Linked DNA regions of Homo sapiens: region 1 is linked to region 2. Evidence: chromatin loops called from intact Hi-C (ENCODE). Cell type or tissue: HepG2. All regions are shown on one strand. Links, peaks and the distances in the headings refer to the core of each region. The heading gives the core; the rest is flanking DNA.

Evidence for each region. A loop is a pair of places that touch in the nucleus more often than their neighbours do. Peaks named below come from ENCODE experiments on the same cell type or tissue, not always from the same donor. Only the 100,000 strongest peaks of a DNase experiment are listed, where the experiment ranks them.
Region 1: a loop joins it to region 2, with 16 times the contacts of the local background. A loop is called at or near these places in 1 of 110 quality-filtered maps.

Annotation. Positions count from the first base shown.
Region 1 is chr10:18,607,271-18,613,287 of GRCh38, forward strand. It overlaps NSUN6 (NOP2/Sun RNA methyltransferase 6), which reads right to left. Exons shown (of 11, transcript NM_182543.5): 6 at 2,575-2,656. Among named protein-coding and RNA genes, the nearest start is that of NSUN6, 41 kb to the right of the region's middle. In HepG2, for the core only: no CTCF peak of the experiment used is centred there; DNase peaks (open chromatin) are centred at 451 and 3,421.
Region 2 is chr10:20,022,079-20,028,095 of GRCh38, forward strand. All of the region lies in intron 2 of PLXDC2 (plexin domain containing 2), which reads left to right. Among named protein-coding and RNA genes, the nearest start is that of PLXDC2, 210 kb to the left of the region's middle. In HepG2, for the core only: no CTCF peak of the experiment used is centred there; no DNase peak of the experiment used is centred there.

The DNA of each region.
Region 1 (6,017 bases), core at 378-5,377, 1.4 Mb before region 2:
TGTGAAACTTGTTCTATTTGTGAGAATCATTATGTATGTAAAAATTCAAGGATAATTATCAATTTTTAAAATTCCACATTCTTCTTAAACTTACTCTTCTGCACATTCTTTCAAAATTTTCCTTAGAGAAATGAATATCACCTGGTTCTGGTCTGCATTGAATTAAGCTATTTAGATTTTATGGATCAGGTAAGACCCAGTTAAGAATCTGGTAGTTCTGAACCAGCTTGAAAAGGAAGTTATAACACAAAAAGATCAACTAACTAAACACTGACCACAGAGTTTTTGGGAAACCGTCAAAGAAACTGAGAAATTTAATGTAATATATGAATTGCTTAAAGCCCTTACCCCCTGAACTTGGAACTCAGTACATCTAAATTAGGACCCAAGAACTGCATTTTCAAAAGGCCCTGCTGGTGACTCAGATGCAGATCTTCCAAGGGTTACATCTGGAGCATTGGCATGGGGCCAAGAATACAGGCTTGAAATCAGAAAGACCTGAATGCAAATTTTGACTCTGCAAATTTTTACCTATGCAGCACACAACAAACTACTCCTTTAATCACTGAAAAACTACTAATACCTACTACAGGCTATGCACTTTACTTTTCTAAGCCTCTATTTCCTTATCTATGAAATTGAAGGTTTGTAAGAAGTAAATGAAATAATATATGTAAAACACTCAGCTCAGTACATGGACTACAATAAGCAGTCAGTGTTAGCTGTGATTACCATTAGCATCCCTTATAAGTTTCAATGGCCATCAGAAACTGGCCATCAAAATAGATTACATGAAATAAAACAGCTTTCACTAGAGAAATGACAAAAAGTTAAACTCTGCCCTCAGATGCAAAAGCTTCATTCTGGCAGGAAATTCTTATGTCCCTTGCTATTCAGTGACAAAGAATATGGCTCTATGGTAGTCTGGACAGTATGAATCACAAAATGACTCACAATATTTCATAAAGTCATCATTAAACTGATTTTAAGGTGAAGGAGTGCAGCTATAGATAGCAAAAAAGTGTAAAAAGAAAATCTGCACTATACTAGATTTCTCTTTTTATAAAGTCAAAACTAAATAATGACCAGGCATGGTGGCTTATGCCTGTAATCCCAGAACTTTGGAAGGCCAAAACGGGAGGATCACTTGAACTCAGGAATTCAAGACCAGCCTGGACAATACGGCAAAACCCCATCTCTACTAAAAATACAAAAAATTAGCAGGGTGCGGTGGCGCATGCTGTAGTCCCAGCTACCCAGGAGGCTGAGGTGGGAGGAGGATCACCTGAGCCTGGGAGGTCAAGGCTGCAGTGAGCCAAGATGATGCCACTGCACTCGAGCCTGCGTGACAGAGTAAGATCCTGTCTCAAAAAAAAAAAAAAAAACCACTGTAAATTATGAGATGAGCAGGTACTGTCAAACCAAAGAGAAAACTAACATTGCATTAAACATTATTAACTGGAAGGAGTGCAGGTATCACTAGCAATGACTCAGGGCTACGTTGCCAAATGAACACAAGTGTTTGAAAATGAATTACATAATAAACAAGCACAAAAAAACTCCACTGAAACTAAAATTAGCAAACGAAAATTCCCAAAATGATTCATAAACAATTGTATGTTAGGTTATATATCCTAATGTGTTAGAACATCACCAATGTGCAAATAGATAATAATAAACGTCCGTTGTTCTGTTTGTTCACACCAGAAATAATCCCTGAATTCATAAAATGTCTGTGGGCTAAATACTGGGCAAAGGCCAGGTACGGTGGCTCACACCTATAATTCCAACACTTTGGGAGGCCAAGGCAGGAGGATCACTTGAGGCCACGAGTTTGAGACCAGCCTGGGCCACAAAGTGAGACCCCATCTCTACAAAAACATCAAAAAAATGAGTGGGGCATAGTAGTGCACACCTGTGGTCCCAACTATTTGCGAGGCTAAGGCAGGAAGATCGCTTGAGCCCAGGAGTTTGAGGTTACAGTGAGCTACGATTGTACCACTGCACTCCAGCCTAGACAACAGAGTGAGAGCCTGTCTCAAAATAATAATAATAATTATTATTATTACTGGACAGAGAAGGTGGGGCAGCACACAACATTTGGACTTAGGTTTGAGTTCAGATACCACCAGTTACCAGGAGTGTGACATAGGCCAAGAGTCCTAACAGATCTGTTCTTCAGTAACTTCATCTTATATTGTGAATTATAATAATACTACCAAACCAGCAGACTATAACAAGTCAAATGATTTACTAATGGAACACCACACATGTATATCAAATGCATGCAATATTCAGGGATTAGTATTTTGAGATGGAAAGCAGTCATTTTAATCAGTTATTAAATCACCTTTGGGCAAAGAAAGATAGAAAAAGTAGTTTAAAAATCAAATGAGAAAAAGAAAAGAAAGGAGAATGCTTGTAAAGTTTTTTCTTACTGCTTAACCAAAGGTAGATCAGTGTATGTAAGTAGACCACAGAAAAAATCTTAAATTTTAAAATATCCTAGATTTCAAATAATTCACTGATGTATGTTTCAATGTCACTAAATATTTTACTTTTATACATACTTACTTGTAAAAATAAGTAACGGGGCAGTACACTGTCAAATGAAGGGCTGAGATATACTGGTTCTGTCATTCTTATGCCCATGCCTCTGAAAAATAGGAAATCTAACATTAGTCTGTATAAATTCCATGGTCTATACAAACTATGTTTCCAGAAACGTTCTCCAATAGCCTGTCAAACATAAGATGCTCTATCTTTTTAAGAACTATTTTGGCTCAAGCCTGTAATCCCAGCACTTTGGGAGGCAGAGGTGGGAGGATCACTTGAGGTCAGGAGTTCAAGACCAGCCCGACCAACATGGAGAAACCCTGTCTCTACTAAAAATACAAAAAATTAGCCAAGCGTGGTGACAGGCTGTAGTGGTGACAGGTGACAGGTGAGGAGCTGTAATCCCAGCTCCTCAGGAGGCTGAGACAGGAGAATCACTTGAACCTGGGAGGCAGAGGTTGCAGTGAGCCAAGATCGCGCCATTGCACTCCAGCCTGGGCGTCAAGAGTGAAACTCCGTCTCAAAAAAAAAGAACTCTTTTTATTAAACAACAAAATACATAAAGTAGTCCTGTGAATTGTTTTTGAATTTTTACCTGCAGAATACGAAGCCATCAGAACTAAAAAGGAAAAAGTTACATAAATTTTTCATTTAAGCACAAATGTGTTTCTGTAGAGATTTGAACAGACTAAAAAGCAAATACCACCTCATTCTTTACTACTTCCTGTCAGCTCTTTATAGAATAATTGCCTGGTACTGACACAATCCCAAGGATAACCTTTTCCACCTTTGTCCCATTTTAGGAGTGGCATTGAAAATGATCAGAGCAGGAAGGGCCAGGACTCAGATGGCCTGGTGGAGAATGACTCATCAAGACAAACATCACAATCTCAGAGATGTTGTCAGAGGCTACTGAAGCAGAGAAAGAACACGCAAATCCTGTCAGACAAAGCCAAGCCTGGCCTTGTGTGTCAGGCCAAAGCAGACAAAGCAAGCGAAAGGAGAAACATGGAGAAATTCAAAGAGTTCTGGGGATTAGGACGGCACAGAAAAAAGTATAGTCTCATTAAAAGGGAAGTATAAAAATCAGGATTTAAGCCGGCACAGTGGCTTATGCCTGTAATCCCAGCACTTTGAGAGACTGGCACAGGAGGATCACTTGAGGTCAGAAGTTTGACAGCAGCCTGGGCAACATCTCTACATAAAATTTAAAAAATTACAAAGGCATGGTGGAGTGTACCTGTAGTCAGTCCTGGCTACTCGGGAGACTGAAATGGAGGGATCCCTTGAACCCAGGAGTTGGAGGATGCAGTGAGTTAGCATCCCGCCACTGCACTCCAGCCTGGGCAACGAGCACCCAAATAAATAAAATTTTTAAAAAAATTTTTTTTAAAAATCATAACTTATACCTAGTTTAAGGGTACAATCCAAGGAGAGTCCCATTAGGACTCCATTAGGATGAGCAAAGATAAAGTCTTAGAAGCAGTATGGCAGACAAGTTCATAGCTAGCTTATGGAACAGTTTATGAGTTGATCTTGGCAGACATGCATCTACATGCATGTGTAGATAGATGGTGTGTACTCTATCTAATGTTGGCAGGATAAGTTTATGTTGGTCTTTAGAGTAAAATAACGTCAGTAGATACCCGTGGACTATTACTGAAATGGTATGACTATAAACTCCCCTCGGTTTTGTTGTTGGTTTTATTTATTTATTTTCAGACACAGGGTCTCACTCTGTCACGCAGGCTGGAGCGCAGTGGCACAATCATAGCTCACTGCAGCCTCTAACTACTGGGTTCAAGTGATCCTCCCAACTTAGCCTCCCCAGTAGCTGCGACTACAGGCACACACCACCATGCCAGGTAAGTGTGTGTGTGGACAGAGTCTCACTATGGTGTGTGTGTGTGTGTGTGTGTGTGTCTGTGTGTGTACAGTCTCACTATGTTGCCCAGACTGGCATCAAACACCTAGACTCAAGTGATCCTCCTGCCTTAGCTTCCGGAGTTCCTGGAATAACGGGTATGAGCCACCATGCCTGGCGCCCTCAGTTCTAACAGCATTTAGCATACAATAAATGCTGACTCCTTTTCTTCCTCTTCTCATCCCTTTACTACCTTACTCATTTGTTTACCACTTGAAATCCATGAATGTACACTTTTAATCAGAGGTAAAACTCAGTTGCTGCTCCAGTCAGGACCAAATCAAACCACTGTATCCACTTCCAAGGCAAATATCCCCTGCTCCTGAGCAGAAAATATACAAACGAAGCTTCTGAAATGTCACTGACTCACATTTGAAAGCCAGTCCTGGCTGGGTGTGGCGTCTCATCCCTATAATCTTAGCACTTTGGGAGGCCAAGGTGGAGAACTGCTTGAGACCAGAATTCAAGACCAGACTGGGCAACATGGCAAGACCCCCATTTCTATGAAAAAAAAATTAAAATATCAGCTGATCATGGTGTCATGTGCCTATAGTACTAGCTACTCAGAGGCTGAAGTAGGAGGATCACTTGAGCTCAGGAATTCAAGGTTATAGTGAGCTTTCATCACACCACTCCAGCCTTAATGACAGAGCGAGACCCTATTTCTAAAAGAAAAAAGCAAAGTCAGTCCTTTGTTGTGACACCTGGTACTCTTACCTTGATCAATACCCAGAATCTACAACTATTATTGAAAATCTTGAATTCCATAGTCTGATCACTCCATAATTTAAATGACTTTCTGACTTGCAGGACTCCAGTCCTCTAAAAAATACTGAAACTTGAAAATGTTCATGCCTGTCTTCCTAACTCAGTTCCTAACTACTACTTTAGATTCTGGTGCTCTTCGACTATCTCCTTCTGACCACGCCTACCAGAACAAGTGAGTGCTATAAATCACTGAACTTAACATAACGAAGAATAATTTAAGCCAATTATTATTCAGGTATGAGATTACATGTTTCTTTAAAAAATACTTTTGTAGCCACATATCTCCATATAATAATGCAAAGTACAAGATTGCGTATGTTAACACAGTCTGTTAGTAAATTAATCTGCCTCCGTGAATCTATGAATGATTCAACCCACCTGGAATTCAAGAAAGCAAAGGACTCAAATTCACTAACTGAATAGCAATTGTACCATTAGTTGTGTTGGTTTAAAATTTTTTAAGGAATATAAATAAGAAACAGGGTGTACATGTAGCATTTCTGTTATAGCAGCCTGCTTCTTCCACCGGAAGAGACAAAACTTCCAACAGTATAACTGAATAAATTGAGTTTAAAAACCAATTTTTTTTTCTTTTTTTGAAATTCTGAAGTCTCACTGTGTCACCCAGGCTGGAGTGCAGTGGTGCAATCTTGGGCTCACTGCAACCCCCCGGGTTCAAGCGATTCTCCTGCCTCAGCATCCTGAGTAGCTGCGATTACAAGCACCTACCACCACACCTAGCTTATTTCTGTATTTTTAGTATAGATGG
Region 2 (6,017 bases), core at 315-5,314:
AGCAGCAGACTAGCAATGATACCTCATTTACTCTCGGATTCTCCTCTATATATCTGTTTATCAACTGTCATCTAGAAATTCAGAGTGCACTTTTTTACACGTTAAAGCAATAAGGTTCCTAGATTGTGTTCATCTATTTATTCATTCAACAGCTCTTTCATGAGTGCTAGTTGCCAGTATTTTTTAGTAAATGAAGCAGATACAAATGGAGTCTTCTTGGAGCTTACAGTCTAGTCGGGTTAGATAGAAATAAAGTAAACAAATAAATCCATGATTTTAAATATGAAGAAAGAAAATGGGTGCAGAGACATGGGGTGTTAGTGGAGGGTGACAAAGGCCTTCTAAGATAGGATGATTGGGAAGACTTGTTAGAAAGGCTGAGGTCAGAACCCAGAGGTCCTTGAAAGCCACATGAGGGACTGCATTTCTTTGGAACCTGATGTATTCTGTGGCCATTATTTGTATCATGGGTAGCTTGATCCTCAGAGCACCTTGCAGGCTGCTTTCTAGAGTAAGGATTAGAAGATTAGAAATATGTGAACAAACTCCCTCCTCTACACGCTTTGACACATTCAGTATGGGTCCTTTTGCTTGCACGATAGCCTCCTCGCCTCCTGTGGGTAACCAGAATGAGCTTAGGAGTTCCTGAAGGCCCTGTACCAAGGCGAAGAGTGATGTACATGCAAATAATCATTTACTACATTCATTGTTATTGTTATTGGGATGAGGGAGTTGTGAATTTGAAGGTGAAAATCTTGCAACTTTCCTAGAGTTTTTGCGAATAAAATATGTTAATACTTGGCAGAGTATGAGAAATACTCTGGACCTTAGCTCTGCAATTTAATGACCAATACCTTGGATTATTTAAATATGTTCTACTCTACCTCCAAAGGGGGAGACAAACACTGTGGCAGTGGCCACTGGAGCCTGGATATTATTATAACCCTCCCCCCGCAAAAAAAGGCTCTTAATTTTTTTTGGAAAAGTAATGGCATTTAAATATATATATGTATATATATAATATTTTAAATATATATGTTTATATATATTATCCACAATACAATGTTTATATATATATATTATCTACAATCCGTATTGTTTCAGAAAAAGAAAGCATTAAAAAGAAATAAAACATGATAGAATAAATGATCGATAAATAACTACATGGGTCTTACCAAGTTATCCTCATTTATTCACATTTTACTCTTTGGGAACTACTGCTTTACAAATTCTTTATTGTAGATCTAAAACATTTCTCGATGTCATAAATACCTTATAAGTATGTGCTACAGTTTGAATGTGTCCTCCAAAAAGCATGTGTTTGAAACTTGACCCTAAGGCAGCAATGTTGGGAGGTGGGGCCTAATAAGAGGTAATTAGGCCATGAAGGTTCTGCCTCATGAATGGATTAATGCTGTTATTGATGGAGGGGTTTCTGATAAAAGGATGAGTTCAGCTCCTTTCTCTTGCTCTCTCTTGCCCTTTCTTTGCCCTTCTTCCACAGCAAGAGTGCCCTAATCAAATGCTGCCCCTTCCATCTTGGACTTCCCAGTATCTAGAATCATGAGCCAATACATTTCTGTTCATTATAAATTACCCAGTCTGTGGTATTCTGTTATAGCAGCACAAAACAGACTAAGACAGTCTGCAATCCACAAAAGTTATTTATAGGCAGCCACTTTCAAAAAAATGTTTTATTAAAAAAACCCTGCAAATTATTTGATTACTTAATATATTTCTCAATTTGTATCTGCTGCATTTAAGATGGCATATGATCACAGAGACAGGGTAGAAAAGAGGATTTATTTATTCATTCTGGATCTCTGGAGCCAGACTTCATTACCCTAGAAATAACAACAATTAAGAACTCTTATATCAACTGCCAGGACATTGATTTTCCTTGTTCCTATTCTGCAGAATCAATATATTGATTGATCTTATATATAAGATGTATTGGTCAATGTATTGGTCTGCAGAATAGGAACATATATGATATTCTGGGGGAAATTTCCACCTACAGTTTCCAAGGCAATCTGCTTATTTTGCCTCCTTGACTTTCAAAAACATTCCTTTTATTCCTCTATATGGTTTAAAAACTATTGTTGGTGTTTTTCTTGTAATAAAAAACTCTAAGCCATCACAAGTTTTGTAAAATCTCAGTTACATAAGGGAACCAAATATGTGTTGAATTTGATAAATGATGTCCTTCATATTGGACTAATTGGTAAGAGATCATTAAGTCAAAATAATCTAGTGCATAGACCTATGTTGAACTTTGGATTTTATGCTAGTTGTAACAGAACACTGATGTGCTATTTGTTCATGCCTGTTCTTACTCATCTGATTCCAAGGAATATTTATTAACAATCTTTGGTCTCCAATTGAACATACGAATTCTTCTCATTATTGTCTTTCCCCATTGTCTCCATTCTTGCTCTCTGGAGTAATAAACTTTTTTTCCAGAGGAAAATCCAAGGATAACTTTTGTTCTTGTTTTTGTTTTTCTTTTTTAAAAAATAATTTCTAATTTTATTTTAGATACAAGGGGTATGTGTGCAGGTTTGTTACCTGGATATATTGTGTCTGATACTCAGGTCCTGAGCACAGTACCCAAGAGTTAGTTTTTCAACCCTTGATCCCCACCTTTTCCCATCTAGTGGTCCCCAGTATCTATTTTTGCCTTCTTTAGGTCTATGAATACCCATCGTTCAGGTCCTACTTATAAGTGAGAACATGCAGTATTTGTTTTTCTGTTCCTGCACTAATTCTTATAGGATAATGGCCTCTAGCTGCATCCATGTTGCTTAAAGGACATGATTTCATTCTTTTTCATGGTTTTATAGTATTCCATGGTGTATATGTAGCACATTTTCTTTATCCAATCCACCATCGATGGGCACCTAAGTTGATTCTGTGTCTTTGCTATTGTGACTAGTGCTGCAATGAACATACAAGTGCAGGTGTCTTTTTGGTAGACACCAAAATGATGTATTTTCTTTTGAATATATACCCAGCAATTCCATTGCTAGTTGGTAATTCTGTTGCAAGTTGTATGGTAGCTCTGTTTTAATTTCTTTGAGAAATTGCCAAATTGTTTTCCACAGTAGCTAAACTAATTTACATTACCACCAACAGAGTATAAGGGCTCCCTTTGCTTTGCAACCTAGCCAGCATCTATTGTTTTTTCGACTTTTTTTTTTTTTTGACAGAGTTTTGCTATTTTTGCCCAGGCTAGAGTGCAGTGGTGCAATCTCAACTCACCGCAACCTCCACCTCCCAGGTTCAATGATTCTCCTGCCTCAACCTCCCAAGTAGCTGGGATTACAGGCATGCACCACCATGCCTGGCTAATTTTTTATCTTTAGTAAAGACAGGGTTTCTCCTTGTTGGTCAGGCTGGTCTTGAACTCCCGACCTCAGGTGATCTGCCTGCCTTGACCTCCCAAAGTGCTGGGATTACAGGTGTGAGCCACAGCACCCAGCCTCGACTTTTTAATTCTAGCCATTCTGACTGGCATAAGATGGTATCGCATTGTAGTTTTGATGTGCATTTCTCTGACGATTAGTGGTGATAATCTTTTTTTTATATGTTTGTTGGCTGCTGGTATGTCTTCATTTTAGAAGTTTCTATTCAAGTCTTTTGCCCATTTTTAATGTAGTTGTCTGTTTTTTACTTATTCAACAGTAAGTTCCTTATACATTTTGGATATGAGACCCAAGGATAACTTTGACATAAGCTTTTTTTCACTTGTTTTCCCCTCCAGATTATTATTCATTTTTTCACCATTGAGTAATAATTTTAATTTTATATATTAATTAACTAAATTTATTATATTGCTGACAATTCTAAGCAATTTGTATTCACATTACAGATTAGTGAAAAGAACTACGTAGATAAACTCAGGCAGAGGAAAGCTATGAGCAAATGAAACTTGTTTACTTTTACAAGCATTGAACTTTACAAGTATATGGAGCTCTAATGTAGAGTATTCGATTATTCAATTGAGTTCCTTTTCTGATTTCTTTTGGACTTTTCATCTGAGATGCATAGGTAAATCAAGTGGTTCTAGATTATGTTATTAAGGTTTAATTAAACTTAATGCCTATGTTCTCCACTAAACTATAAGCAGCATAAATGCAGAGACTATGGTTTTTTTTTTATATTGCTGGCTATATATTTCTTAAAATGAAATTCTCCTGAATAAATGTTTTTAATGTCCTAATAGTGAATGACATTTAATCTAAAAAGGCAGCTGGTTGGCATTTCAACTGCAAAGACTTGGAAAGAGAATATTCTCCTTCTGTGAGTCTCCCCCTAAGGGTATCAAATACCAATAAGAAGTCCAAACTGGTCAATTTAATCATGTGATTTATCTCCTTGAAGGAAAGAAAAAATAAGTGAAGTGGTATCTTTTCAGGAAAGTGGTTCAACTTTTAGCTTTTTAAGGATAAAGTACGATGGATAAAATTACCTGAAAATCTTCTACAGATTCCAAAGCCCATGCCATATTCTAGACCAATTAAATCTGAATCCGGGCTGCAGTGCAGGATGTGATTCCAACATGCAGACAAGTCTGGGAACCACCAAACAAGAGCAGATACCACAAATTAGCCAAAATTTCTAAACTGATGGATGCACAAATTTAATCTTCCCCAAACTAAATATAATCTCTTTCTACTAAGTCTTATGTATAATTAGCATTATATTCTAATCTATTGAATATAATATACCTTTATAATATATTCTAATATATAGAATATACTTTTATAATATATTCTAATATATAGAATACACTTTTATAATATATTCTAATATATAGAATACACTTTTATAATATATTCTAATATATAGAATACACTTTTATAATATATTCTAATATATAGAATACACTTTTATAATATATTCTAATATATAGAATACACTTTTATAATATATTCTAATATATAGAATACACTTTTATAATATATTCTAATATATAGAATACACTTTTATAATATATTCTAATATATAGAATACACTTTTATAATATATTCTAATATACATAATATATTCTAATACATGTAGACACACCCAATTTAATGCTTTGCATGGCATAGTTATGCAAAGCCTAGTTCTTAAGTGCGGTGGTCTCAATGTGTCCCCCAGAATTCATATGATTGAGGCTTAATCCCCAGTGCAACAGTGTTGAGAGCTGGGGCCTAATGGGAAGTGTTTAGTTTATAAGGCCTCTGCCCTCATAAATAGATTAATGTTGTTATGAAAAGGGTGTGAATCACTGGATTCATCCCCTTCTCTCCTTCTCATTGTGAGGGTACAGTGTTTGTTCTCTCTTGCCCTCCTGCCTTCTACTATGTGAGGATGCAACGAGAAGGCCCACACAGGTGCCAGTACCTTGATCTTGGACTTTGTAGCCTCCAGAACTGTGAGAAAATGAATTTCTTCTTTTTATAAATTGCCAAGTCTGTTATAGCAGCACAAATGGACGAAGGCATTGTGCTTGCAGTCTGATTAATGATCTTTAAAATTGTGTAGATATCTCAACATGATGCAGCTTGTCCATTGCACTTTTGAAGATACTTTCTCTCAACACTTGTTTTGAAGCTGGGACAACCTGAAAAAAAAAAAAACCCCATAAAATTCTACATCAAATCAATGCAGCAGAAACCACAATATGAAGATTCCATATTTATATTTGGAACACGTATAGGTGCAACCTGTGAAACATTTTAAAAATCTCAGAAATTGTCTAGATCTGATATCCATTAAGGAAGAGAAATCTGGACACAGCCTACTTTACTGAGATTGATTTCAACACAGGTAGAACTTTAGGAGTCACCATTTCAAAAACAGACTTAGGACTATTTGTTTCCCTACACTTTTCTGGAACATAAACCTTGCTGTACATGATGTGCAAAGTGGTAAGCTCTAAATTGACAGAAGTGAAATTCTTACATTTTGATCACTCTTTAAGGATAAATTGAAATACTTTATAGATTTCTAAAGTCTTGGCTTGGGCA